Regions from separate parts of the Homo sapiens genome. Here region 2 is linked to region 1. Evidence: chromatin loops called from intact Hi-C (ENCODE). Cell type or tissue: body of pancreas. All regions are shown on one strand. Each heading gives the region's core, and the rest is flanking DNA. Links, peaks and the distances in the headings are about the cores only.

Region 1 (14,983 bases), core at 3,340-11,339:
AGAGAGCCCTCTCTGCTATAGTGCCCCAGGGAAGAGCCTGCATCTGGATGACCATGTGCCATGCTGGAGAACATTCCAGTCAGCCCATGTTGGCCAACAGAAAGTCACCAACAGGCCCAGCTAAGACAGAAGACCCTGCCTCTACTCTGCCAATCCTCCTCCTGCCCTGGGCCAGGGTAAGGATGGTGAGGAAGGAAAGGAGAGTGAGGAAGCCAGCTGCGCTTTTCTCCCCTTCTCCCCCACTCCCCTCCCCTCTCCTCCCCTCCCCTCTCCCCCCCCACCTCCCCGGTCTCCTTTCCTCTCCTCCCCTCCCCTCTCCTCTCCTCCCCTCCACACAAGAACTGAGGCACCAAGACAGGTCTGAGCTCACGGGCAGGCGAAACGTTTAAACTGCGTGTGAGATTGACATTTTAATTGGATGGGACTTTCCAATGCTTGAAAACTGAAATTATTATTGTGATGAGAACCGAAGTGATCAGAAATATAGGAGAATAGCCAGAGATGTTGTAAAATGATTGTAAAATGGAGAGGAAGGAAAACGAGAGAATACAGTTAAAGATAGAGTTTGGAGAAAGGAAGGTGTTTGTTGTTTGTACCCCTTCGTCAGTCAATCAATTGGTTACCTTCTGCTTCACTTAGTTGTTAATTCATTTCCTTCCTCCTCACCTCCACTTGACTCTAAGCTCAGCAAGATCAGAGACTGTTCCTTTTTTCAAGGTCTCTGCTGTATCCCCTGCACCTAGAATGGCTACTGGAGAATGGCACATAGTAGATGCTCAATAAATATGGTTTGGATTAGTGAAAGAACAACAAAATAGGTGCTCAAATGTGTTGATTTATGGGTATGACCTATTTGATTATGCTGTTCGAATCTTTTATTTTGTACTCGAGGAATGAGTTTGCCCTGGTTAAAGTAGCCCAGAAAACCTGGGCCCGGGAGCTGAGAGGACCAGGGGATGGATTGCCCAGGTCAGGGCATCAGGCCAGGGCCACTATTTCCCAGACACGGGGCCACTGGAGGCAGGGAGCATAGAGCCTCAGGGAGTCGGTTCCTTGGGGCTGGCTGGGCGTGGAGTGAAGGCTGGGCCTGGCCTCAGTTCTGGGACACAGGTGTGGCTGAGCTCCTGCTGAGAATAGATTTGGAAGGGCTGGAGGCTCAGGGCCCCCAATGTAAGACCTCCCAGTGTCCAAATGAGAACCTTTTCCTGAGTACTTGGGCCCCGCACTTGACATCATGTGCGTTAGTCTTCAGGCCACCAGAAGGGGGCAGCGCCGTCACGCCATTTTGCAGAGCCTTGATAAGCCCATTTGGAGTTCAGCCCCTCCCGCCATCCTCACTATCCCTTTTCGTCCCAGACTTCTTTACCTGAAACTTCATGAAGCACTTTTCGCATCGGTTTCGTCTGAGGGGAGAGGTTGGGGAAAGGAGGGTGTATTTGCCTCTTAGGGTCACCATAACAAAGTATCACAGGCTGGGGTGGTTTAAGACAGGGGTCCCCGGGCAGGTCGTGGTGGCTCACGCCTGTAATCCCAGCACTTTGGGAGGCTGAGGTGGGCGGATCACTTGAGGTCGGGAGTTCAAGACCAGCCTGACCAACATGGAGAAACCCCATCTCTACTAAAAATACAAAAATTAGCCAGGTATGGTGGCGGGTGCCTGTAATCCCAGCTACTTGGGAGGCTGAGGGAGGAGAATGGCTTGAACCCAGGAGGCGGAGGTTGAAGAGTCGAGATCGTGCCATTGCACTCCAGCCTGGGCAACAAGAGCGAAACTCCATCTCAAAAAAAAGAAAAAAAAAAAGACAGGGGTCGCCAATCCCCTGGGCCACGGATGGGTCTGTGGCCTGTTAGGACCCCGGCTGCACAGCAGGTGAGCTGGCGAGCAAGCATTACCGCCTGAGCTCCGCTCCTGTCAGATCAGCCGCCGCATTAGGTTCTCATAGGAGCATGAACCCTATTGCGAACTGCGCATGCGAAGGATCTAGGTTGCTCACTCCTTATGAGAATCTAACTAATGCTAATGCCTGATGATCAGAGGCGGAACAGTTTCATCCTGAAACCATCTCCCACCCCACACACCCTGTCCGTGGAAAAATTGTCTTCCACTGAACCAAAACCGGTTTCTGGTGCCAAAAGGGTTGGGGACCACTGGTTTAAAGCAACAGCTACTTATCCCTTCCCAGCTCTGGAGGCTGGGAGTCTGAAGTCAGGGTGTCAGCAGGGCTGTGCTCCCTCCAAAGGCTCTAGGAAAACCCTTCCTAGGCTTCCCTGGCTTCTGGTGGCCCCAGACACTCCTTAGCCTCGCGCTGCATCCCACTAACCTCTGCCTGTCTTTGCACACAGCCTTCTTCACTGCCTCTCTGTATCCACTCTTTTTTTTTTTTTTTTTGAGACAGAGTCTCACGCTTGTCACCTAGGCTGGAGTGCAGTGGCGCGATCTCGGCTCACTGCAACCTCTGCCTCCTGGGTTCAAGCAATTCTCTTGCCTCAGCCTCCCGAGTAGCTGGGATTATGGGTGCTCACCACCACACCCAGCTAATTTTTGTATTTTTAGTAGAGACGGGGTTTCACCATGTTGGCCAGGCTGGTCTTGAACTCCTAACCTCAAGTGATCTGCCTGCCTCAGCCTCCCAAAGTGCTGGGATTACAGGCGTGAGCTACTGGCCCCGGCCTGTATCCCTTCTTTTTATAAGGACATCAGTCACTGGATTTCGGATAGACCCCAAATCCAAGATGATTTCATCTTGAGACCCATAACTGAATTAAACTTGCAAAGATGCTATTTCTGAAAAAGGTCACATTTGAAGGTTCTGAGTGAATATGAATTTGGGAAGGACGCGGCTCCACCCACCACAGACGGAATCTTGATTGAGAACACATTTTGCTCCAGGGACCGTGCAAAGCACCTTCATCCTTGACAAACTGGAAGGGAAGCAGTATTATTTCCAGTTTTGTTGTTTTCTAGACAAGGAAAGTGAGGCTCAAAGGGATTCAATGACTTGCTGCAAGTCACACGGCTGCTTGCAAGGGGAACTGGGACTGGAACTCAGGACAGCAGACTCCACACGTCTCTATACTGGCTTATGAGCAGCTTGAGGACAGAGGTTTTGGTCTTCGTCGTTCCATCTCTCTTCTCCTCTCATTTCTGGGCCTAGTGCTCTGCATACTGATGGCTTTGAAAACTGATAAAAAGAAGGGAATAAGGCCAGGTGCAGTGGCTCACAGTTGTAATCCCAGCACTTTGGGAGTCCAAGGCGGGAGGATCACTCAAGCCTAGGAATTTGAAACCAGCCTGGGCAACACAGTGAGACCCTGTCTCTACAAAAAATTGAAAAATTAGCTAGGCGTGGTGGCATGTGCCTGTGGCTCTAGCTACTTGGGAGGCTGAAGTGGGAGTCACTTGAGCCCAGGAGTTTAAGGCTGCAGTGAGCTATGATGGTGCCAGTGCACTCCAGCCTGGGTGACAGAGCAATAAATCAATACATAAATAAAAATAAAAATAATAAAGAGGAGTATGACTGACCTGCAGAGATTCAAGTGCTGACCCTCATGGCTGCTGGGGTGCTCACAGATCTCCCCCACACCACACTCTGTGGGGACAAGTGAGAATGCCCTCTCTTACTACCTTGCTGCATCTGCTCCACTGAGGAACGTTGCAGCCCCTATAATCTTAGATCTACACTAGCCCTGGAAAGCAGGAAGGGCAGCCATAATGATGATAAAAATCTCAACCACAGCTGCCATTGATCAAATGCCTACTGGCCTACAGGGTCTAGGCCAGACTGTTTCTATGCCTAATGTCTTGGAATCTCCAGGGCAGCCCAGCTAGGTGACCCTTAGTATCCCCATTTTGCAGATGGGAAAATCGAGGCTCAGAGAAAAGAGTGTGACTTTGGGAGCTTGGAAGAAGTTGAGCTAGGATTCTGGCCTGAGTCTCCCTGAGTCTGGAGTTGGTGTTCTTTCTGGGGCCTATCTTGCTTTTTCTCCAGCTTCCCTGCCACAGCTTCCCAGTGTGACCAGTGATGGACACCTCTAACACATAGCAGACTCCCTCAGTAAAGGGAGGAGATGGAAGGATCCTGGAAGCAGAGCATACAGGCTGTCAGTCAAGAGGATACCTGCATCCTTGGGGAGGGCCCTCATGCCTCTTTGAGCTTTAAATGATTTAAGAGGGGGCAGAAGTCATTTCCTGGAGATCCAATTAAGGCAAATGAATTTGCATCTCCTAAATCGGCTCACAAAAATCTTGACATGCTCCCAGTGGATTTGGGGGTGAGTTTAGGAGGGTTGAATACCCAAAGAAGATTTTTTAAATTAGTCAAGATGCTTTTTGTTTTATTTCTCCAAAAATTCAACCTGATACGGCTTTAAAAATAGAGAGAATCCATTACATGGAACTAAGAAGTCCATAGATCAGGCAGGCATCAGGCACAGTTTGAGCAGGACTTTGGCATCATTTTCTGTGATGCGTAGCCCCTCCCCAGGCAAGTTTTGTTATCATGGCTAGTTCCCTCATGGTAGCACAATGGCTGTAGCAGCCCCAGCCCTTACTTTTGCAATAAACTCCTTCCAGAGAGAAAGAAAGCATCTCTTTCTCCATCCAACAAACCAGATTTCTGAGCTTAAATCTTATCGAACTAATTTAGGTCAAGTGCCTTTCCTGTACTAATGATGAAGGCCTAGAGAACCAATGGAATTAAGCTGCTGGGTTCAAGCCCATCAGAGCCTATTCCTGGAGCTGGGAGTGGGATGATTCCATCTCAACTGCTACAGGACAGGGAAAGGTTGGTGCATGTGTTGGAAGACACATCAACATCCACTACAAGGCTCTCTAGGGACAAGGGAAGTGGAACTGATATTCTTTGAGCACCTGCTATGAACTAAACCCAATGCATTTTGACAACATATTGCATGGTAAATAATTTTACTTCCATTTTTGAGATGAGTCAACGGAGACTGAGAAGTTTGTAGCTCATAACACTCTTGAAGTTAGTAAGTGGTGGACTATGGGTCCAAACCTTGCTCTTGGCATCTTCTGAAGGGTTTCTGGCTCTGTTGCCTCTCTCTCCTTCTTCAGACCCCTCAACCCTCCTTGAAGTTGGAGAGCTGTGATTGGGGGATGCTGACATAGTGATCTGAGGATTTCTAAAGGTGGACAGAATCCAGTGTTAACAGTGCCAGGAATTTGCAGAATATGCTAATTTTCCCTGGCACCATGACTCAATATTCTCCTCATCAGATTGTTTGGCAAAGGTACCAAGAAGGCAAGAAGTTTATTAAGGTCCCATAACAACTAATTATGGGCCAAGAACAGCAAGAGCCAGGAGGCCTGAGTTCTAACTATCTCTTATCTCTGTTGCTTTAAAATGTTCCTTGTATCCTGGGCTAAAGTGTTTCTGTTTTTGGCACTGATGGATGCTGTGGGCACCTTCATCCAGGCTTCTTTGATGGGTCTCATTTTGGTCAAGACACCTTCACCCCAGGTCTGATTTTGAGCTCCTTGGGGCCTTCCAGAAACTCATTCCAATCTAGCAGACCTCCTTACCTGCCTCCTACCTGAAGGCTCCTGGCAAACCTTTGTGTCCTTCGGGGTCTTACATCTCATACCTCCCTTAGGAGGGGCAGGACTCATTTTCCCTGGGGGACAGAAGGGGAAACTGAGGCTCAGAGAGTTAAGCTTCTTGCCCAAGGTCATGATACCTGATGACCAGAGACAGGCTGTGAACTTGGGTCCATCAGACACCAGTGTCCAAGTGTGCCTCTTCTGTGTGGGGCACTGGGAAGAGATTTGAAGGGAAGATGGCATGCCATCTGTGTTCTGAAGGATGAGGGAAAAGTTAAACTATTAAGTGATTCTTTCATTGATACAGGGCTTTTCAGATTAGTGTGTCATTGCCCATGGAAGCATCCATTCATTCAGTTATCCATCCGTCTCTTCAACAGCTGTTTATGGAACACTTACCATGTGCTAGGCACTGAGGATACACTGTTGAAGAAACACACACAGTTTCCCTGCAGGGACCTTCCTTCCAAAGCTCTGAGAGCTTGGGAGGGTCCCCAGATCTAGACAGTGTCCCCCATGACTGCAGCTCTCCATATAGAGCTCAGTAGGAATGTGCTGTCTTCTCTATACCTTCTATTAGAAGGAAAGAAGAGAAGGAAAGAATGAAGTAAGAAAGAGGACAGAAACCCTGTCTTTATAAAGGGCTATGCTCTCATTATATAATGTCTCAACAGTAGTGAGAGACACACCAGATGTCAAATCATCATTCCCATTTGACAGACTAGGAAACTGAGGCTTGGCCAAATGATGTGATTGGTCTAAAAAATCACACATATTAAGTGAGTGACATTACTAGGATTCACTTTGGTCCCCAGACTCCTCAGTTACATTGCCCTTCATGCCAATCAGATGGCAAAGGGGAAAATGTCAGTTAGCTCCCTCCCTCCCTCCCTCCCTCCCTCCTCCCTCCTTTCCTCCCTCCCTCCCTCCCTTCCTTCCTCCTTTCCTCCCTCCCTCCCTTCCTTCCTTCCTTCTTTCCTTTCTTTTCTTCTTTCCTTTCTCCCTCCCTCTCCCCCTCCCTCCTTCCCTCCCTTTCTTCCTTCCCTCCTTATAAGAGATATAGAGAAGATGATGCATTCTTGCTAGGCTCTATGTGGAGAGTTGCAGAGTCATGGGGGACATGACTTTGCAACTAGACCTAGGGACCCTCCTGAGCTCTCAGAACTTTGAAACCAAAGTCCCTTGCAGGGAAGCCGTTAGCATGCCTGCAAGTCATTGCAGCCAACCCAGGGTTTTTAATCAGGCAGCATTTAAACCATCCCATTTTGTCTGTGATTACGCCCGGATGTTTACATCATTTATAATGAGACAAATTGGGACAAATTGCCAAGGACACTTATGTAAATGAAACCAGCAGAAATGCTCCCATCTCCAGTGGTCGGTTGGAGGGCTTCTTTCACTTTCCTTTCTCCCCTGGGGATGTCGTGGAGAAGAAATGGTACTTTGTATTCTGAAAACCTCCTCCCTGGGCAAACAGACTATTCCCTGTAAGACAACTGTTTTATATCTCCGGTTGTAATTCTCTCCTGCATCTTATTTACTCTCTCACCTACCTCGAAGGAAAAGTAAGTGTGCAATAGATGCAATCACTTTAATTTTCTCTGCCATTCACTGCACAGAGAATGGGTTAGATCTGCATTCCCTGGAGGATCTCTGCAGAACTGTAGGTGGGTCATAAAAAAAGAATCCTTCATTCAATTTAGTTTGGGGAACAGGGCTACAAAAGTTAGCCCAGAGTTTTTTCCTGCAGGACATTTCAGAGCCTTTGATATGCTAATGAGCAGTGAGACTCTTTAAGAGCAGATGGTGCTTTTAGGACCCTGGAGGCCCCATTGCAGGAGATCTTTTAGGGAATTGAGCAGAACCAGCTTTGGGAAAGTGCTGTGAACACTATCTCTAGAAGGGCCTGGACCCCCTCTGTCTGCTGTAATTTGTAAGGCTGGTGGCTTAAGATCACTTAGAGTCTGGAGGGTGAGGTCCCTCAGTGGGCAGCAGGCAGCAGCAGCCAGGGACATATGGAAGCCAGAAGATCACGGTGCATTGTCTGGAGGGGTCAAAACCTGACAGTGGTCCAGCTTTCCACTACCCATCTTAACCTGCCGGCTCAAAGAGATCTTGCTTATCCGGCCTTTTTGTCTTTGTTTCTGCTGTGTCCCTATCTGGGATGCCTTCATGCCTTCTCTCCTCTCCACCCTTCTTGTCCACAATGCCCCAGTCTGAGTGCTGACGCTTTGCAGGGAAGGCCTGTTATCTTGTAATGCTACCTTGTCTTCCCCTCCAGACCTGGGGTCTTCATTGCAGGGACCCTGTGTTCCTATTTTAGCTCAGAGAAAATATTTGTTACACATTCACTAGGTACCAGATTCTGGGCCCTAGAGATACCAAGACAAATAAGACATGGACCCTGGCCAGAAAGAGTGTGCTGCTTGGTGGAGGCGACAGATTAGAAATCCCAGTTACAACTCAGTGTCATAACTGGGGTGATGAACAGGGAAAATCAAAGAGCAGAGGTGGGCAGAGGGGACCCTAGCCCAGCTCAGGGACATCCAGGAAGGCTGAATTCCAGAGGACATTCAATCCAAGCAGTGGCACAAGGCAGAAGTAGGAGTTAGCCAAGTGAAGGCAGGTGTATGGAAGCATGTTCCAGGCAGATGGAATAGCCTGGGCGAAGGTCTAGAGGCAAGAGAGAACATGCAGGTTTAAGAAACTGGATGAAGGTGCAGTGTGGCTTCCTTTGGGGCAGCATGGAGGGTCCGAAACTGATGAGTGCCAGATTGAGTATCTAAGGAGGATGCTGAAGAGGAGAGCATGGAACCCCACCTCTTTCACATTACAGAAGGAAACTTGGGCCAGAGAGAGGTGGGCTCTCATGGTGAGCACACAGACGTGAACGCAGAGATGCCGCCATCCTTACCCAGCCCCTGCAAGGCCTTCCTTCCAACCTGACTCTGAACAAGAAATTATTTCAAAATGAGAAGCATGCTCCAGACTGAAGGCCTGTGTCCTGGCCACTGTCCTATCTGTCGAGACAGTCATTATCCACCTTAACTACGATGATGTGAAGCTCCACGGAGATGGGATGCCTTTTCCCTTTGATCCCTGATGAATCCCAAGGCCCACCTCAGTGTGCCTGGCCCAGGGTAGGTGCTCAGAAAACATTGTTGACTAAATAAATAAATGAAGAAAACAGTTATGAGTACCAGGCCCTTCTACATTTATGATCATCTTACCAATTCTCAAAACTACCCTATGGAATAAAAACTGTTATTCTCAATTTTTGGGGAGGCTCAGAGAAGTGAGTGATTTGAGCCTATAAGGGTTCCATCATCAGCCATTGGAAAAGCCAGGATTTGAATCCAAATGTGCAGATTCCCACTACTCCATATTTAAAGCCCTATCAAGTAGACATGACATTTCTCAAAAGGCTGCCCCCTGTGAAAGTGGTCTTGTTCCCAAACATCTCAGTCCTGCCTCTTCCAAGGCTGATGCAACTCTCGCCTTTCTGGAGGAAAAATAATAGTAAAACAACAACAAACCCAGCTACTGTTTATTATAGGAAGCACTCACTATGTGCCAGATGCGTGCCAGGACATTACTTGTACCAACTCAATTAATCCTTACAACAACCTTATTATGTAAGTACTATTAGTATTAGTGCTTTATGTGTCAAACGCCATTTGACACATAAAGAAACTGAGGCAATTTAAGTAGTTCCAGGTCCCAGTGTATGAGTGGTGAGGTCTGAATGCAAGGACAGCAGCTGGGCTTAGAGCCTGTAATCCTCTGTTACCATGGCAAGTGGAGGGTACCAGGTGCCAGGGAGTCTTCCTTGCCCTTTGCCAGCTTTAACCTGGTGGAAAAGCCCAGGCTGCTGGGATTCTCCCTGCAAGGAACTAGCAAGATCGGGATTGTGACGGTGATGAGCCTTTTCCTAGGACAGACAATTAATCAGGAGTATTAATGAAAATGCCAGCTCCATGATTGCAGAAACTTAAGTATTTTATTGGGAACTGAACTCAGGCCATTAAAATGTTATCACAGGCTTGTCAGTCTGCGTTCCGTGTGCTTCTGCGAAGGAGCCACGGTCTTAATGAAACTGTTTGGTGCTTTTGGAGCTGACGGTTCCTGAGTGTGCTCTGCCAGGAAAGGTGATTCACCACAGTAGCTACGTGCCCAGGCTGTGGGAAAGTGGCTTTCATGTTCTGTTTTTTCCTTTTTTTGTTTTTTGATTTTTGAGATGGAATCCCACTCTGTCGCCCAGGCTGGAGTGCAGTGGCGCGATCTTGGCGCACTGCAAACTCCACCTCCCGGGTTCAAGTGATTCTCCTGCCTCAGCCTCCCGAGTAGCTGGGATTACAGGCGCCTACCACCACGCCCAGCTATTTTTTGTATTTTTAGTAAAGATGGGGTTTCGCCATTTGGCCAGGTTGGCCTTGAACTCCTGACCTCAGGTGATTCACCCGCCTTGGCCTCCCAAAGTGCTGAGACAACAGGAGTGAGTCACTGCACCCGGCCCATGTTCTGTTTTGCTTTAACCATCTGTGAAGCTCCTACCTTACAGCACGCACTGAGAGGGGGTGTAAACAACAGAGAAACAGGCCTTGCCCTCAAGGAGGAATCAAATACATAAAGATGGTAATGTGGATGTGCAGGAATGCAGTGATGTTAGAAAGCTCAACTCCAGCTGAAGGTGGATGGGAGGCTTCTGGGAAGAGACAAAACAATGCAAAGAGCATTTGTTTCCTGGTGAGTTGCTTCTCTCCCTCCAAATCTGATAGGGCTGATTGCAGAAAATGGTTATCTGAAGGTTTAGTGTACAACAGGCATTCTCAACGGGGGAGAGAATTGGTTCTTGTGGGAATGCACGTGTGAAAAAATCCCCTTTTTACGTTTAAAAAACAGATTTTGCATAAAGTATGTAAACAGAGAATATATTTCTGGTATTAAAATTTCATGGTTGGTTGGGGTGATTAAGAACAAAAAGTCTCAAAAGGCAATGATGAAAATGAAGTTGAGATCACTGGCAAGCTGCCAACACTTAGAAGATGGCACCACTGGAATGCATGTGTCCTCCTGGCCATCTGGCAGATAAGAAACTGCATGAATTATAGCCCCTAGTGAGGAGGGGGCCCTGAAGCCTCAGACAGCTTCCACTGCCTGCCGAATGGGCTGACTGTGTTTACAGCATTCCTTTTCTCCCAACCCGGACCAGTAGCATCCTGTCAATGGCCCCATCTGCAGGGAATCAGGCTTTCCTCCTGGCTGCGGCAATATTTAGGAAGATGATTAGGGCAATTCCCAGGACAGGCAGTCCTTCCTCGCCAGCTGTTCCCATCTGCTTTGTGACACAGCCAGATGAACCATGCCTCCCCGAGGGACACATCCTCAACAATTGTGTTTCCAGGGACTTGTTGGTGGCTATGCAGGAATTGAACACTTCACTTCATCACCTCCCCAGTAGACACCGGAGCTGGGGCCATCTCTTGTTGAACTTATTCTGTTCAGGCTGGAAGCCACTGATGCATTCATGCTTGTTCCCTCTCCAGGGCCACAAAGAGCCAGCCACACAGACACCAAGTGGCCCCTGTGAAGGATTCACATGACACAACAATACCCATGTTTGGGCCTTGAGTTCCCTTTTTAAGAAGCTCTTTGTCATCCTTCGTGGTCTAATATGACCTTTTTTTCTGACACTTCTTTATAAATTTAGTTATTTATTTTATTAGTAAGAACAGGCTAGGATCTGTGACAGTAACAACCCCCAAATCTCAATGACTTAAAATACAAAGGTACATTTCCAGCTCCCGGCCCTCCCCGCCTCCTTTTCTTCCCTTCTCTTCTTCCTCCTTTCCCTGTGGTCTCCCCAACTATTTCTCTCCCTCCCATCTCCTTCAGGTTCAAATCTTGGCTCTCTCACTTATTAGCTGTGTAGTTTTGGACATATCACTTTATTATTTTCATGCCTCTGTTGCTTAATCTTTCAAGTAGGGGGCATTAATAGTACCTATTAATGGAGTTTTGGGAAGCTAAATAAATTAGTGCATATAAAGTCCTCAAATCACACTTGACATAAAATAAGCACTCAATTAATGTTTTGTCTAATTATTAGCTATTTTACTCTGTCTCCAGGGAAGGGATGTGACAATGAATTAAATAGGCTTTCCCCTCACAGGCTCAATGGATGGAGCGATGGACACACACAGGTAGTGGCAGGGATCCATGCAAAACCGGTGGGAGGCGAGATGAGGAATCCAGCAAGAGGCAGAGAAGGCCAAACATGGAGAGAGATTTAAGCTGGAATTTCAGGGAAACACAGGCATATGCCAGGTGGAGACAGGGTGGAAGGGCATTGGGAACAAAGGGATCAGCTTCTGGGGATGTCTTCAACAGAGGAGAGGCACGTTCAGGTGTGAGTTCTAGAAAAATGTGCTATGCTGGGTGTGTGTATGTGAAGAGCGGATGGGACCAGGACTTAGCCCTGGGGCGCAGAGGAACCTTCAGGAGGCTATTGCCACAATCCAGGGAGAGAGGAGAGACCTGGGGGAAGGAACCAGCGGGCCCTATAGATTGACTGGGTCTTGGGAGGGGGTGAGGAGTCCACTAGAGGTTTCTAGCCTGCCCCACTTGGGGGAAGGGCAGGACACACGGCCATTATCTGAAAGAAGATACAGCATGGGTCAAATTGAGTTCTCTGAATTACAGCCGGCCACATTTGCTAAAAGCCCAGCCTCACATTGTCAGGCTGGAGCAGGGCGATCCGTCTGTTCTCCTCCTGCCACCATGACAACGGGACTCCACTCCATTAAACCAATTTACTCCATCTTCCTAGACTCAGGAAAATGGGAGCGAGCTCTGGGGAGGCCTTCTGATTCCTGACCTCTGGCTCACCCTGGGAAGCACTGCCTCTTCAGCCTGCGGGCAGAAGACTGGCTGGCTGTCACTCTCCCAAGCTGTTGATGAGGTTTCAGCCATAGGCTCTGGATCCTCCTCTCTAGTCATCCCCATTAGTCTCCGAAAGGGAGCCGCCAGGAGAGCAAGTGCCTCTTACTGGTGATGGCTTAGTTACGCTAATTGCACTTAATTTCTCTGTGCTGTGCCCAGCAGGGGCCTGCTGAGAGCTTGCTAGGCATTTTGCACAGCTGGCTGGCCCTGGAAACCAAGGCATGTGGCTAGGGAGGAAATTTGGAAAAGGGAAGGGATGGGAGAGTGGCCTAGAGTGGGACCCACTCCATGTGGGGTGTTTTCTGGCCCCTCGTGCGTGCAAGCCTTCAATGTTGTCATTGGGTGTCTGTCTGTCTGGTTTCCCCGTGGGCCATGAGCTCGCTGGTTGCAGAGAATCTCTTGTGGACATGATGTGTCTGGCACATATGGAAACCTGACAGGGTAGACAGTTAAGTGCTTGTGGATTAATCGAGGTGTGGGGCCATTATTCACTTGAACATGAACTCCAGGAGGAAAAGTACTTCTGTCTATTTCATTCACTGCTGCATATTCAGCACCTAGGCCAGTGCCTGGCTCGTGTTCAGTTAATATATATTAACAGAATGAATGAACAAATCCTCCCTTCCAGCACTTTGCACAATAGGTGTGGTAGACTGTCATTCAGTAGCGATTCTCCCTTCTCTCTCTGTCCTTCCCAGCCCCACTGCCTGTGGGCTTGGCTGTGTGACTTGCTTTGACCAATATGATGATTAGGAAACCAGGCCTGACTCCAAAGTTCCTGCTCTTTCCTCTGAAAACGATTAGGTCAGGAAGAGGTTACCCTTTGAGGAAGGTGGAGTGGGCTTGGGAGGTGTTGGGAGGTGGGTGTGCCGGGTTCCTGGCAGGCAGCCAAGGCTATGGACTCCAGGAGAGAGGGAAGGCTAGAGAGACACATGCTGTCTGTGTCTTCGACCCTGAGTGGATGTATGTGATACCTCCTTGCAAGGGCTATGTGGATGATTCCACATCTTCTGACCTTTTCCTGCTCTAATCAATTAACCCTAAGCTCTCTGCCATACCCCTCTGGACCTTGGCTGCACTTCGTAGTGTGGTACTTTTCATGGGAATTGACCTCACCTTTCGAAGATGCTGTGGGGCCCAGGGGAGAGAAATGAGCAGCACCAAATGTGAGTATTTGTTCTGCTTAGCTCTTTGGGTCCAGGGCAAGCCAAGTCCCTCTTGTAGCCTGGACTCTCACAGCTATAAACTAGGGGCTTGAACCAGATACATTCTAAGCATCTGTCCTGCTCTAGTTCTAAAAACTGATGCACCTGCTTCCTTCCTGCCCAGCTGGGGCTAAAAAATCAGAGACTAGAATTGCAATATGAGAAAATATCTGCAAGATCCTCAAGAAACACTTGATGAATTTGAGTGCCACTGTCAAGCCAGAAGGCCTGGAATCAAATCCTGGCTTTGGCACTTAATACCTGTGTGACTTTTGAAAAGTCAGTTCATTTTGGGGGGAACTCAGTTTCCTGATGCAGAAAATGGGTAATAATAACTACAGTGCAGAGCTGTTTAAAGGCAAATGATATAAGTGAAAGAACCCCGCACATACTAGGTACTCAGTAAGTTTGGAATATGCATCTGAACAATAATCATCCAGGACAGATGGTGGCAGGAGACATGGACATAGGTTTGATGGCTTGGAGGTTTACCTACAGGAAACACACTCTAGCAGTTCATAATCGTGGGAACATTTATAAGGACTCATTAGCATACTAAGCACCATACTAAGCATACGGTCTGTTAGCCCATTGAATTTTTACAGCAACTCCATGGAATACATAAAATAGTCATTTTCCTCTTATACATGAAGAAACTGAGGCAGAGGGAGGGAATTAAGGGAATTGGCCAAGGTCACTCAGTTAATGAAAGGTGCACCTAAGATTCAAATTTGGGTCAGCCTGGCTCCAGAGTCCTGGCTTCTAACAGCAATGCTGGGATATTCTCCAGGCTTTCACTACTCAGAAGTGTGCATGAGCATGAAACCAGCCCATCATGCTGTGTGTCTGGGTGACATAGCTTGGTGCCTCTGGAACTAATTTCATTAAGCTGTGCCTTGAGAAGGTTTCATGAGTGTATGCTAAGTAGGAAGTTAAGAAAAAGGCCTATTAAGTACATGATGGTGTTTATAATGGGGATTTGGTCAATATAATAGCTCACTGTGTCATGCAGAAATTTCTCTGCGATATCAATGTTAGAAGCTGGTGTGTATTTATTCTAACATAAGTGGTTCGTACTCCTCAGCATGTATCATCATCACCTAGGGGGCTCGTTAAACCAGATGCCTGGGCCTGACTCCCAGATTCGAGGGTGGAGAGGGACAATCTAACAGGTTCCCAGGTAGTGCTGATACTGCTGGTCAGGAGACCATGTCTTGGGAACCACTGCTATAGAGATTTACCTAACAGATCTTGTTTTCTTCTTTGCAAGGGC
Region 2 (14,983 bases), core at 2,361-10,360, 170 kb after region 1:
GTAAGGGTCTCTGGCAGGATGCAAACATTTTAGGTCAAGGCCACTTCTTGGAATTTGTTTCAGGTTTAGGTACACTCCTCTAGTCCTTCATTACATTTAATGCCAATCTCTTTGTTTCACATTGCTCATTATCACTTGGAAGAAGCTACCTGTATGCATACCAAAATTTAATTTGTCCCTTCCTCCCACCTTTTGTGAGTTAATTATACTCACTTCTTCGAGTCAACCATGAAAACAAATGCACTTCTTGAGGATTTTAAAGAAATTTGGGTGTGTTGAGAAAGAAAAGACCTTCTAAAACTGCAGGACGTTTTCCTCTTTTTGCAAAGCATGAATTATTCTTCTAGGAATAAAGCTTGCTTTCCTGTGAATGGATTGAAATCTGGAGCTAGCTAACCTTCTTGAGCAGCTGTAATAGTTTTCTAAACTGTGTAACAACTAACATACCTTTATGATGTGACAGTTTCTGTGGGTCAGAAGAATGGACACGGTTCAGCTGTGTCCTTTTCCCCAGGTCTCACAAGACTGCAATCAAGGTGTTGGCTGGTCTGTATTTTACTTGTCAGGCTCAACTTGGGGAGAATCTAGTTCCAGCCTTACTCAGGATGTTGGCAGAATTCATTTCCTGTATGTGTAGAACCAAGGACGTCTGTTTCTTGCTGGGTGTTTGCTGGATGCCAGTCTCAGCACCTGGGCTTCCCACAGCTCCTTGCCACGTGGAAGTCTTCATCATGGTTACATACTTTGTCAAGTCAGCAAGGAGAATCTCTAGCATGAATCTTCCATCATAAAGGAGCCACATGATGTAATGTAATCACAGGAGTAACGTCCCACCACCTCCGCCATATTCCACTGGTTAGAAGCAAGTCACAGATCTCATCTACCTTCAAGTGGAGGTTATTACATAAAGGTGTAAATACCAGAAGGCAGAGCTGATTGGCAATTAATTTAGGGTCTGTCCACTAGTCGTGTTGGAGTACTCCTTAAAAGATATGCCCCAAAGTTACTTTCAGATTTTCTAAAAAGGAAACTGGAACCAGGAATGTGGTACCCCGCTAAATGATGCCTGGAAGTGCACCTGTTTTCTTTGGTGGTATGGTGGCTGCAATATGTGAAAACTGCCTTTCCCCATCCTTCAGCACTAAGCCAGCACATTGGAAGATGTGACAAAGACCATTACATTGAAATAGAGGCCACTTCTCTAATAAGGCAACTTTCCTTTAAAGTTAAATTGAGAAACTAAGTGACTGGATGATATCCTTTTAATGGCTGCTGAGCGTAAATGCATTTTGAGAGCAAATGCTCCTTCAGGAATGATCATTTCTAATGTTCTTTCAAGTCGTCAATTTGGAGGGTGAAGAGGAATGTGATTAGAAGACCAAACTAACAAAGAATTTTGAGACCAGCAAAAATGTTGACTGCACGGACGTATAATTTAAACTGCCAAAGTGCTAGCACATTTTTCATGCAAAATATACTTAATCAGTAATAATCCTGTTCCTCAAGAAGGCTTCTAATATGTTTTATTGCCTTTTTAGATTTTTCCCCCTTCATTTTCTAAAATATAATCATAGTTCAGCAACTCCATCTGTGAACGATCCAGCGATGAATTCTGGGTGGTAATGATGTACAACGAGTGAATAACAATTCCTTAATCACGCTGTTTCCTCTGTTGTCGCCTCATTTGAATTCCTGGTTTTCAGAAAATTCAATTATAGTTGCAATTTCATCAAGAAATTACTCAGACAAATAACTGACAGAGAGTAACAGTTCGCTTCTTTGTCAGGATAAAGGCAGAGGGAGCAGGGTGGGGAGAGAAGTGGCAAAAGACAGATTTGATTAAAAGTGTCGTAAAGAAGTTTTGCTTTCCTGAGAGGCAAAGGAGAAGGGTGACAATTTTACAGCCATGGATGTCAGCTTGGCCTGAAGATGGGAAGTGACAGGAGCCCCTAAATGAAACTTCCTCATCCATCAAGGCTGGCCTAACATCCCTCTCTGGACCCATCACCAGCTTTTGTTGACATTTATGAGGCCCCAGCCCTCATTCCAGGCAGAAATTTACAATGGGCAATCAGAGGTGCCCATGGCTACCTTCATCATCTGAGTTTCATATTGAATTCTGTAGCCATGCACACTAGGCGCTTTCCGGTTGCTAAGGAGAAGCCCTATCTTGACTTCAACGTTGCCAATAAAGATTCTCTGAGTTTTCGAAGAAGGAGATTAATCATCCTCCTCAACTAACATCTGTTGGCATTCTGTCTCCATTGGGTGATTCAGCCCATTACCCAACCACTGTCAGAGGTGATGCAAGCACCACACAGTGCGTCTCTAATCCACACTCAAAGCCTGAATTTTGTTCTGTTCTCAGTCCCCAATGCCACCAACCACGTTTCCCTCTGGGTCTTTCCATGGGAAGCAGGCCTGAGGAATGGAGACGGAGTCACAGGGGTGTCCATGGATTGGAGTGATATCAGCAGGACTTATGAGGATGGCCTTACAGTTACCACTCCATGACAATAGCCACCAGCCCAGGCCTGGGCAGGGCAGCTCCTGGGATAGAGAGTGTCTGCTCCATGCTGCATGCTCTTACCTCTCTGGAAGCAGATGTAATCATCCAGTGATAACATTCTTTTTCTCAAGGAATATTAGCTGATCTCTTTCCAGATGAGACATGCCCAGTCACGGACACCCAGGACAGCAAAGCTTGCATCTTCCCCCTGCAAACACACACACACACACACACACACACACACACACACACACACACACAATGCAGGAGAAGCTGAAGCAACTGTCCGGAAAACATATAGTATGTACAAAGTTGTCTACTCCAGCTGATGCTCCCTATCAGAAATACATTTCTCACTATCAATTAGCTTGCAGAAATTGTTTAATTAGGTATTTTTTTTTTTTTGCAAGTTCAGGTTTCTGGGAAATGGGTGGTGTCAATGCCCTTTAGCCAAAGACCAGGAACACACCTGCAGTTGAACGGAGCTGGGTTTATTGGCTCATTGCAGCAAGGAGATTGTGCACTGTGGGGAACAGTGAGGGGTCTTTGTGAGAGGGTGTTACGAAGAACTTACAAAAGGATGGGGGCTTGTGTTAAGTGACTAGGGAGGGTTCAATTGGATGCCATCAGGCAGTAGGAATCATTCTATAATTGGGTACCTATAATCTTATCTATAAGGTAGAAGGACTAGTGCAGGGCCAACATTATAAACATTGGTAAACAGTTACTCCCATTAGCCCAAAAAAGCGGGATGTCTGGTCATTTTTGTGGTTTAGACAATGTTCTTGTTTTATCTGCGTTTAGACATGACTACGAAGTGCTCTCGATTTTGTCTTGCTCCAACACAGTCAGAATAGCCTTGTCTGATGTCAATGTTCTGTGAAATTGTTCAACAGGAGACAAACTGTGAGGACCAGGCCAGCTCCCGTCAGTTGGGGCTGCTTGCCTCTTTCTCAGCAACAAACTTTTTCAAGGTTGTGATCCCCTTCTTCATATCCATGCTCTCGGTAATCGCACACACTCTTCTAAATACTAAGCACCTTCTCTATGGCAAGTGTCAGGTGATGGGACTGGAGCACTGAACGTGTCAGCCACAGTCCCACCCTCTCAAAGCCCCTGGCCTTGCAGGGGAGATAATCACGATGGGGTGTGATGAGCGCTCAGCTTGCGATCCGCAGGATTTTATCAGCCTCAAAATGGAAGGGATCCTGCGTGGCCAGGGGAGACATTCTGAAAACCGATAGAAGTTGGCCAGAGAAAGAGAAGGGGGAAACTGTTTCTGGGGATCGGGGCGGAGGTGGTCGGAGCAACTGGGTCAAATCTTTAATTCTTGAGATGTGAGAGCTACAAGGGGTTTACAGGGGCAGGAATGAGGGGTGTGGGTGGATAGCAGGCAGGAGCTAGAACACAGGAGGCCTTGCAAGCCCTTCAGAGGAGTCTGGGCGGAATTTAGCCTATGGTGAGTAATAGGGAGCCACGGAAGGGTTTTCAGCTAGGGAATGCTGTGGTCTGATTTACATTTTCAGGATACACCTACAGAGTGACTGTGAGAAAGGAAGACAGACAGGGGTGGGTGGCGGAACTGAACATCTTGATTTGTGAGTAGATGCGGGGTCCAACCCGCAGACCCTGGCTGAGTGATGGATGAAAAAATGTATGCAGACACAGATTTTTTGCCTGGCTGCACGGCTAAGGGACTGGGCCACTCACAGGCACCGAGGAGGGTGCTGTAAAGAGTCAGCAGCTGCAGCCTTGACAAGCTGGTGCTGTGGGCATATATTCAGTACAGATTTAATGACAAAGGCTTTGAGTCAACACACTTGTGGGTAATTAACATGGTGGCAGGGGGTGGGGTGAGGGTGGGGTGGGGGGTCGGGCGATCCTTTCCCCCAAGAGAGCAGTCCTGAGCATGGATGATTAAAGGCCATGTTTCAAGGCCTAAGTAAACTAACTTATCTAGATTAATTCCCTTACACTTCCTTGTTATTTACTCTGAGAAAATTCAGCTGCCTTCAGCCAAATCCTTTCCCAAAACTTTTGCAAAACCTCCCGGCCTTCCAAGAAGGTTTGAGTCTTTCTATAATTTTTATAATTTTTCCTACCACCCTGACTGAACTCCTACAAGTAGAGACCCCAGGCCCTATATGACTGCTTCTAGTTATCAAAGCAGGAGAAGGAACTGCAAAGGAGGGTGGGGTCTGAGGGTAGAGTGGAATTAGCTGACCCATTGCTCAGGAGTACCTGGCAATGCTGCTACTTCTAATCCCAACTGGTGTCCACTCAGCATTTAACATACACCGCCGGCACTGTTCTGTTCTAAGTTCCTTATGTGGATTATTGTATTGTATCAGCACAATAGCTGTATGGAGTAGGTGCTTCTAATTTTTAGCCCTAGGTTATAGGTGAGGAAACTGAAGCACAGAGAGGCTGAGCAATTTGCACATCATCCAGCTGCTAAGTGGGGCAGGAGTTCAACCTACAGCAGCCTGATTCAGGACCTGCCCGATTTTCCTCTGGACTCCTTGGAGCCCTGGAAGTGCCAGGCTCTGCCCTGCACATTGTGCTCATCTGGGCCTCAGAAAACTGTGGTCCAAGGGTGTGTGGAGCTCAGGGAATGTCAGTGCCCGAAGCACAGTTTGGAAGTTGAGGGCTACTTTTCAGGAGTTGGGACAAAGAGCTTAGAAGCTCAGCAATTATGAGGAAGCTCCTGTAACTTAGCAAGTTGCTATCTTTGAGTCTGAAGTGTCCAGTACGGGGCTTGCTGGTTTTGCCCTAGAAGTTTGAGTGTAATAAATGTGTATGAATGAACAAATGGAGAATGAATGAATGAACCAACTCACTACCTCTCTTCTAAATAGATGGCAATAGGATATTGTGCAGATGAGACAGGAGAGGGCTAGTGTCTCATTTCCAAGGACACTTTCTTATGGAGGCACTGGAATTGCCACTGTGATGATGTTAACCCACAAGGAGAATTCGCTTCCTTGAATTAAGCATGAAGTAGAGTGCTGCATGTGCTTCCCAGCTGCGTAGCCCTAGACGGGTCCCTTACACTCCCTGAGCCTCAGTGTTCTCATCTGTAATACGGGAACAATTACCTTGTAGGGTTGTTTTCATAATTATAGAGTATATTTTAAGTGTCTGTTAGGCATTTGGTACATAATGGGTGCTGGGTAGATGAAAGAAGATATGGAAACGAGTCATTTTTGAACAGTTATAAATCACTGAAAAGTATGGCTTTATTCACTACAACCAGAGGGAAAGAGGGGTGGGAAACAGGCCTTGTTGGGTCCAGACCAGCTCATACACTATTATTTGTTTGCAATGCCTTTTCACTTGTGGCTTTTTATCTTGCCCATTCTTGAAAATTGCTAAAGAAATGGGCCTTCTCTGGTAATTGTTCCTTTTGGTGGTCAGTATTCCTCAGGCAAGTCTCTCCATTAGCATCACCATGGCAACCTGCCCACTCAAGGGGCTTGCAGCCCACACTTCCCCCAGGGAGTAAGCAGCCACTCCTCCAAGCCCCCAGGGCCTCCATGGCTGGTCAGAGAAAAGGGAGCACAGCAATGTGAGCACTTCTACCTGCAGGATCTGGGATGTGGGCGTAAGAGGACACGGGGCCTGGCGTACAGCAGATGTACAAGACATGCTGGTAGAAGTGAAATGAGGCAACTCTATTTTGGGGTTTCCTGGAACAGGGCAATTGCCCTGAGTCCAAAAACTGAAGCTGCTCCATGCTGCCAGGCAGTGATAGTGGGGGATCACTCTGGCCTAAGAGAGTTCAATCCATCCACTCATTCAACAATATCAATAGGCTGGGCAACTATACTAACTACTACTAACAATGATGAAATAGATGCACTTCTGTCCTCATGCAGCTCACAGAATAGTGAGGAAACACAGAAATAAACAGTAAAATCCAGGGTCAGGATGCTACTAAGAGGAACATGCAGGGTGGTGTGGGAGCCCAGATTTGGGGTGATCTGGGAGGGCTTCTCAGGGGAAGAGTCTTCAAGCCTGACCCTTGGATGACTGGGTAGGAGTCATCCAGTCACAAAAAGAGGGTGAATGCCTGCTCCAGGTGAGAGAAATGACATGTGCAAAGGCCTCAAGGTGAAAGGGAATAGGATGACTTCAACTGGAAACTCAAGACAACTTGTCTCAGTCAAGGTCTCATTTGTAAGCAACAAACACGGAGTCTGGCTCCTCCAAGCAGAAAAGGGATCGATTAAGTGACATTCGTTGGCCCACTGAAATCTCTGAGAAACTAAAATAAATTCAGAGGCTACGGGCCAGGAGCAACCCTTGAAATAACATGACGAAACTGGCCCTGTGAAGACACCCCCGTCTTGGCTGCTGGCACTGATTTGGTGGCTTGCATGACCAACATCCCTGAGGCTGAATTCTGGATGCTGCCCCTGGGAGCTAGAGGCCACGCACCTTGTGCCACCCCCTTCACAAACGGGGTCCTGTGTGGTTCCTAATTCTTCAAGTCAGAACTTCCCATTCAAACTCTAGGGCAGAAGGGTTTGATTGACTGAGTCTAGCTCATTTAGGCTCACCATAGCTGCAAGAGAGGCTGGAATGGAGGGAACGTGGCATTTCCAGCTTTATGATGAGAGGTAGGGTCTGCTTCATAAAGAAAACAGGAAGATTCCTGAACATAACTTGAACATGTGAGTGCCCGTGGTCCTGTTATTTGACCCAAATTCAGTCATTTGGGGCAATAAATGCCCCCCTCCCAATTCTTCCCCTTAGTCCCCTTTGTGGTTTGCCTCTCTCTTGCAGTAGGAGCTTTCCCAGCTGGCATACAGCAGATGTACAAGACATGCAGTAGGAGCTTTCCCAGCTCCTACTGGGATGTTTTTGAATTCCTACTCTATGAGTGAGGCGTGATGCCAGGCATGAGGAATATTCAGATGAATAAGAAGATGGAGATTCACCTGAGCTTCAAGGGGGTGAAACATCAAATGGGAGAGATATCTGAAGAATGAAAATAAACCTAAATTAAGCCATTGCTTAATGCAGGAACACCTATTACTCTTTCGGCATGTAGAGAGAGGAAATTTGGTTCAGTCAGGACCTGGAGCAGGTTCACAAGTCTTTTCACAGGATCCCCAGGGAGGGACGTGAGGGCCCAGTTAAGCCATTTAGTAGAGTGCTGGGGACAGATGGAGATTTGGACATGTGGCAGGTCCTGCCTCACCTAGAACTGGGGAGAAGATAGAAGTGGGAGAAGTTGAGGCTGGGTGCAGTGCCTCATGCCTGTAATCCCAGCATTTTGGGAGGCCGAGGCAGGAGGATTGCTTGAGCCCAGGAGTTCCAGATCAGGATGGACAGCAAAATAAATAAATAAAAATAGCTGGGCATACTAGTACACCTGTAGTCCCACCTACTCGTGAGGCTGAGGTGGGAGGATTGTTTGAGGCAGAAGTTCAAGGCTGCAGTGAGCTATGATTGCACCAATGTACTTTAGCCTGGGCAACAGAGCAAGACCCTGTATCTAAAAAAGAAGTAGGGGAGGTGGAGTGTCAGGAGCTGTACCCAGCACTGTGATTTTTTTTTTTTTTGTCAGCAAGGTCAAAGGTTAGTACACAAATAACTCAAAGCAAGACTTGAGCTCAGACTTCTCAAAGAGAAGATGCAATTTGCCCACGTTCACATAGCCTATGTAAGAGTCCAATACCTTCAAACCCAGTCTCACTGCACTACTCAATAGCAGCAACCTTCAGAAATGGATTTTTCTAGGCGCAGAGTTTTCCAAGTCTCACCACACAAAATAAAAGGGGAGAACATATCCCGTTCTCTGTCCCGTGCTGCCAGTGAGGGTAATGACTGACGGCCGAGCTACAGGGAGACTTCCTGGGCGACTGTATCGGCCAGCTACTGCTTAGAGAGTGCTCAAGGGTAGGAAAGAGAGGGACAGGAGCTGCTCCATGCATTTTACACTGTCAGTTTCTCCAGGTCAGGCTGCATGCTTATGAAGGACTGAATGAAACAGAGAGCCATGTGGCAATTTCCCTTGTCTTAGCACAAACTTTCTGGATACTGGGCAAATCAAACTGTCTTCACCCAGGGAAGGGAGCAGAGTGTGCAGTGATGAATTAGGATTAAAGAGTTAGGATTGAAGGAACAATGTTGCCCAATGCAGCCCTTTCACCTTCTTTAACCTCGGTAGTATGGCCTGGCTTTAGGCCCTGATAATTTAGATCCAAGGAGATCTCTACAGATGGAAAGGGAGCGGGGGATAGTGAGAAGGGAGAGGTTAATTGTTGCCGGATGAAATTCGGGAAGGCTGACTATGTGCCTGTGAGGGAAGGAGGCGAGCTGCTCTCTCCTCAGCGAGCATTCAGGTTCACATCCAAGCTCTGACACTTACTAGCCATGTGGTCTTCAGCAAGTTTTATCCCAGTACCTCAGTTTCTTCATTTGCAAAGTGAGAATGATAACAGGAGGAAACTTGGAAGGGAACTGCGTGGCCTAATAAATACCAGCAAAGTGCTTTGTAAACAGTAGCTGCCACCCCAGGAATCCACCTCGGGATCCGCAGTCCTCTCACTCGCAGCCATGGTGGCAGGCACTGTCCAAGTCTTCTCTTGGCTTGCCCTCTGCTTTTCCAGTTGGCCTGATACAGTCATTGACTCTCCGATCAGCAAGGACCATCTATTCATTCATTCATTCAACGAATGAGCATCCACATGCATCTGAGGCAATTGGAGACAACAGTGAAGGAGGCAGGCCAGGCCCTGCCCCCTTAACGGGGCTCTGTACCGGATGTGTAGGTGCTCATGTGATTATAAAACCCTGGGCCCCACAGGAAGGAAAGTTCCCGCCTGCAGTGACAGAGCTGGCCAGTGACGGCCAGGCACATGTACCTTGTTCATCACCCTTGTGTTTCCAACCTCACTGGCACAGGGTAGCTGCTCAATCAATACTTGCTGAATTGAAAAAATGGATTAATAATGCCTAGCTGAGTGCTCTTTCATGACTTCCATCAAAATAATTGGAAAGCGAGGGTTTGTGTGGACTGAGGATTAGTGCTTCCCACCGTGTGGCCCCAACTCAATTCTCCCTCTGCAAAGGGTGGGCTGAGGCAGCTGGAGGGGGTTTTATTTCTGCTCTCAGGCCACTGCATCTGGAGCCAAAGTAATGCAACAATGTCAATCAGAAATGCCATTCTGTCCAGATAATCACATAACTATCCTTGCCCGCAGATCTTCTCAGGTACTTAGTCCTGAGGTCTAAAGGAAACCAGACTTGGGGAAGAAGGTTTTTTTTTTTTTTTAAAAAAAGAAAAAATATAATTTGTAGACACTGGTAGCATTTTATTCAGAATTCAACAAATTATATGCCTCACTTTTGTAGGGGTTGGGACAAGAATCCAAATGGAAGCTGTGGTAGGCAAAACAGTGGCCCTCTAAAGACATCCGCATCCTCATCCCTATGCCTGTGAGTATGTTACCTTGCATGGCAGAGGGTCACAGAGGTTGTGGATGGGATTAAGGTTGTCAATCAGCTGGCTTTAAAGTGGGAAGATTACCCCGGGTTATCTGGGTAGGCCTGTGGAATCCTCTGGGTCTTGACAAATGACATAGGGAGGCACGAGAGAGAGAACAGAGGTAGCAGCCTGAGAAAGACTCGGCCCAACACTGCTGGCTTTGAAGACGGAGGAAGAGGCCATGAGCCAAAGAATGGGGTCAGCCTCTAGACACTGGAAAAGGCAAGGAAACAGGCTTCCCCCAGGACCCCAGAAGGAACGCAGCTCTGCCAACACCCGGATCCAGCCCAGGGAGAGTCATTTTGGATTTCTGACCCCCAGAAATGTCAGATAATAAAGGTGTGTTGTTTGAAGCCACGAAGTTTCTGGTCATTTGTTCCAGTGGCAATAGGAAGCTAATACTGAGGTCCACTTACCACATCTGCATACTTAAAGTTATGAATCAAGTCAATTACTGGTTAAATACAAAATGTTCTACATTAACAGATATATCTTCTTAACCATTTGGGTTTGCAAATTTACACCCACCTGGGAGGTCCTCACCAGAACCTGGCAGTGTGGAGAAAGCAGACCCCAGCCCCCACCCCTGCCCTGGGCCTGACTCCCTTTCTCTTCCTTCCACTTCCTGCCCATTTCTGGAGGGGCACATGCCTGTGGGCACCCCCCGCCTGCTGCCCAAGCCCCTCCATGGCTCCTGCAAGCAGCTGCTTCATTTGCATCATGAGATGTCCTCAACAGCACCTTCTAGGGTGCAGATCTTTTTGCTGCTGTGAAAGAGGGGCTTATGCAGAATGACATTGTCAGTCTAGACATGTTTCACACAGAGGAGAACTCAGGACGAGGACAGGAGTGGTGGCAGGAACTCAATCTATTACAACAAGTTTTCTGATGTAGTTATGCTCCAGGGATGTAGAATCCTGTGCCTTTGTGTGTAAGGAATCCTTTCTACAAAACCCCTAAGAAATAATCATTCTACCTGTTCTTGCATATGCCTTCCACAGGAGGCTCACTACTTTACATGGCCATCTCTCTAATAGTGAAAAGGTTGAGGCCAGCCCTGCTTTCTTCCCACTTCCATGAATTGGTTTTGACCTTGGCCTCTGCACCTCCTTTTCCCAAGGTTGATTTGGTTTCCAAGCCCTCCCCATGCATTGGAACTGTGGGGTGTTCACCGAACGTGTAATAAATAGCAGGCTTTTGTTCAGTAGGGTTGCCTCTCTCAGTAAATAGTCACTTCAGGGCCGGGGGGTGGGGAATGAGCCATTTTTATGTGGCAGCAAAACACAGCTGCTCATCAACTTATCACTCAGCTGTGCCTCGGTGGTGATCCAAGCCACCTTTGGGTCTGGACAAGAGGGGTGCCTACCATGGAACCCCTGCTTTAGACCCTCTCTGACCCTCCACTAGCTGAGCCCCTCCCCACAGGATGAGGGAAGGGAAAGGGCCAAGGTGGGTTTGCCCACCCAGAGCCCACTCCCTCCTTCTGTCTAGACCAGGCTCTGGGTACGAGGACCCCAGAATCCCCTATCCAAATAGGCCTGGGGCTGATTCCAGGACCTGTCCAGGCCTGTTTTCTGGGATTGTCTTTAATCCCAGAAATCCTGAAGGCACAGGATTCTACATCCCTGATGCATAACCACATCAGAAAACTTGTTCTAATAGATCGAGTTCCTGCCTCCATTCCTGTCCCCTGTCCTGAGTTCTCCTCTGTGTGAAACATGTCTACACTGACAATATCATTCTGCATAAGCCCCTCTCTCACAGCAGCAAAAAGATCTGCACTCTAGAAGGTGCTGTTGAGGACATCTCATGACTCAAGTGGGGTGATGTCTTCTCCAGATTGTCTTGGCAGAAATGGGAAACTCCTGAGTGTAGTGACCTAGTGTCTTGAGAGTCCTGCGTGGTCCCCAGAGCCAGACAGGGCAGGGCGGAGCTAGAAGGCCTTTCCCTGGAGAAACTCATCCTGAACGCAGAACGAGGCCCTGTCTCTCCTTAACCTGACATGAAGGCCCAGGGTCAGGGTGGATCCTAGATGGTTTGGTCCAGAGCCCTTTGCAGACAAGAAAACTGAAGCTCAGAATAGGACAGCGACTTGGACAAAGTCACATAATTAATGCCACCATTTCTAGGTACAAGACCAGATTCCTTTCCAGGGCCACTGGGCCCCTGAGGATCTGGCCCCGATGACCTCTCCAGTTTCACAAAGGCTCCCAGCTATGTGGCCTTTTCTCTGATCTCTGAAAGGCCTCTGCTTACTCGGCCCCTGGGGTCTTTGCAACGCTGTCTCCTCAAGGGCCTCAGAGCTCATGTGGGGCCAAGCTGGGATTTGACTCCAGGGTGCACCGTCTTAAGTACTGCACATGTCAGTGGGTGAGGATGCTTCATAAAGGTTTGGGACGGACAAAAGCTTGAGAACAATCTTGGCTGGGGCACTGAGTGGTGGCTTCCTCTTCCTGGATAGAGTATCAGCTATGCTTATTGTAGTAAACAGTAGTCAGCAGTTGTTCATTCTTTTTTTTTTTTTTTTTTTTTTTTGAGATGGAGTCTCGCTCTGTCACCCAGGCTGGAGTGCAGTGGCACGATCTTGGCTCACTGCAAGCTCGGCCTCCTGGGTTCACGCCATTCTCCTGCCTCAGCCTCCCGAGTAGCTAGGACTACAGGTGCCCGCCACCATGCCCAGCTAGTTTTTTTGTATTTTTAGTACAGACGGGGCTTCACTGTGTTGGCCAGGATGGTCTCCATCTTCTGACCTCGTGACCTCCCAAAGTGCTGGGATTACAGGCGTGAGCCACGGCGCCCGGCCCACTTGTTCATTCTTTAAGACTACATTTTCTCTCAAAAGCCAAGCCCTGGGATGGTTCTGGATATACGGCCCTCAAGGAAAATCTGCAGTGGGCTCTAGGGCTGCAGGTGCCTCTTGCCTCCTGGGCTTCTCAGTCTCGCACCTGAGTCCCTGGCTGAGATAGAAACACCATTGATCGCCTGCCACACAGAGGTACAAAGTGCACAAAGATACAAACCCTGCACGTGGGCACATGGGCACCAGAGGCTCACAGATGGGCCCCCCACCCCTCCCCAGCACCAGAGGTACAAATGCTCTGAGGTGTCTGTGCCCTCAGGGGTCTCGTTTGTTCCACACTCCCTGGAGCTAGCCCTGTTATCTGAATCACAAAGCCTCTCTACAAAGCACCAAGTTCTCACTGCTTCCTACTAGTTAGATTTTAGACAGATCTGTGTGTAACTGTGCACACACGGTTGCATGAAAGGGGCTTTGAGTTCTGATCCCATCCCTGCCAGGGCAGAGGCCCTGCTGGGCTGGGAGGGCAGCTGGAGGAAGATCAGTGCAAACTGAAAATAAAGTTTAGTTATAGGAACTAAAGGAAGCCATGTTTCTTACACACCTGAGCATGCAGAGACTAAAATTCATGCCTGTTACCCATGGTCACGTCTGATCACTGACAAAGGGCGACGGCAGACCGAGGGAAGGAAGCAAGAACAGAGACATGGAAGGGAGGAGCTCAGACGGCAATGGGAACCAGGGCATTGGGCCAGGGGGAGAGAACACCTGTGAGCCAGCAGCCCAGCCTGACTCCTGGGTCCTCCATGCTGTCCAGAGCGGAAGCTTCATCCAAGGACATACCCTCCACTTTTCCATTGCCTTACAGCTTACAGGTTTGTACATCGTGATCTCAGTTAACCCCCAACTCTCCCTGGAGGTAGGTGCTATAAATTTCTGCACTTCAGAGATAAGCAGATGAGGCCCAAGTTTCCACCATGAATCTGTGGTAGGGGCATGATGGGAACTCCAGATCTCTGTGTTCTAATTCTGTCAAGAGGGATCCTGTGTCATACTCGCCTGGCTTCTACCCCTTCACTCAGCCATGAAACACCCTCCATCTGTAGTCCTGTAGTCTCAGCATCCTCATGCTCCTGGAAACCCTCTGACTCTCCCCTAGGAGGGGGTCAGGCAAGGGCCCTCCCCTGGGAATCAATTTCCTTCAGTTCCGTGTTTCCTCCAAGTTGTTGTGTGGCCTTGGGGAGGCCCCCTTCCTCAGCATCCTCAGTTTTGTGATCTGTGAAATAACTGAGACCCTGCTCTGGGATCTGGGACCCCCGCTGTGTATTTGTGGTTTAAATGGCCTTATCACACTTTTCTGTTTAGGTATCTGGGCCCTTGTGTATTGGTTTGCTCAGGCTGATATAATAAGGTGCCACAGACTGGGCGGCTTAAACAAAAATTCATTTTCTTCCAGTGCTGGAGCCCGGAAGTCTGAGATGAAGGTGTCAGCAGGTTGGTTTCCCCTGAGGCCTCTCTCCTTGGTTTGCAGACGCCGCCTTCTCCGTGTCTTCACGTGGTCTTACCTTTGTGTGTGTGTCTATGTCTTATTCTCTTCGCATGAAGATACAAGTCACATGGGATGAGGGCCCAACCTAATGACCTCACTTTAATGTAGTTACCCCTTTAAAGGCCCTGTCTCCAAGAACAGTCCCATTGCAAGGTCCTGCCTTCAGCACGTGAGTTTGGGGAAGACAGAACTCAGCCTGTGGCACGGGGATGGCCGCCTGTGGACAGCCAGCCATACCCCGGTTGTATGAAGGAAGGGATGGGCCTCTCCTCCAGGATCTAATCCCCCTCAAGGCTGCAAGCCCACTTCTTCTCAGCAGACTGCCCCAGGCCCACAAGAAAGGAGCCCACCTGGTGTCCCATGACTGAGTTGTGGGCTGGCACTGCCAAGCCTGGGGAAGGGGAATGTTGCTGGAAGCCTTAGGGACTTGCCAGGCCTGCTCCTGCAGCTCGACCCAGGAGTACTGAGGCTGAGGGTTCCTCAGGCTAGCGCGCCCCTCACAGCAGCCTGCCACTGCTCCCAAGGCTTGCGTAGATGAGCCCCACTAAGTGGTCAGGCTGGATTCCGCCTTCTGCCCCAGCAGGCATCCAGCCTCCTACGTGTGGAGTGGCAGCTGAGACCACCAGGTGG

What was found. A loop is a pair of places that touch in the nucleus more often than their neighbours do. Peaks named below come from ENCODE experiments on the same cell type or tissue, not always from the same donor. Only the 100,000 strongest peaks of a DNase experiment are listed, where the experiment ranks them.
Region 2: it touches region 1 in a loop (4-fold over the local background); 49 of 110 quality-filtered maps call a loop at or near these places.

What each region holds. Positions count from the first base shown.
Region 1 is chr5:170,610,029-170,625,011 of GRCh38, reverse strand. All of the region lies in intron 1 of KCNIP1 (potassium voltage-gated channel interacting protein 1), which reads right to left. It overlaps LOC124901132 (a long non-coding RNA gene), which reads right to left and starts at 6,420. Exons shown (of 2, transcript XR_007059045.1): 1 at 5,546-6,420; 2 at 4,908-5,145. RefSeq lists enhancers at 1,153-1,447, 12,515-13,251. In body of pancreas, for the core only: no CTCF peak of the experiment used is centred there; no DNase peak of the experiment used is centred there.
Region 2 is chr5:170,439,511-170,454,493 of GRCh38, reverse strand. It overlaps a transcript of KCNIP1 not described here. Among named protein-coding and RNA genes, the nearest start is that of KCNIP1, 57 kb to the left of the region's middle. In body of pancreas, for the core only: no CTCF peak of the experiment used is centred there; no DNase peak of the experiment used is centred there.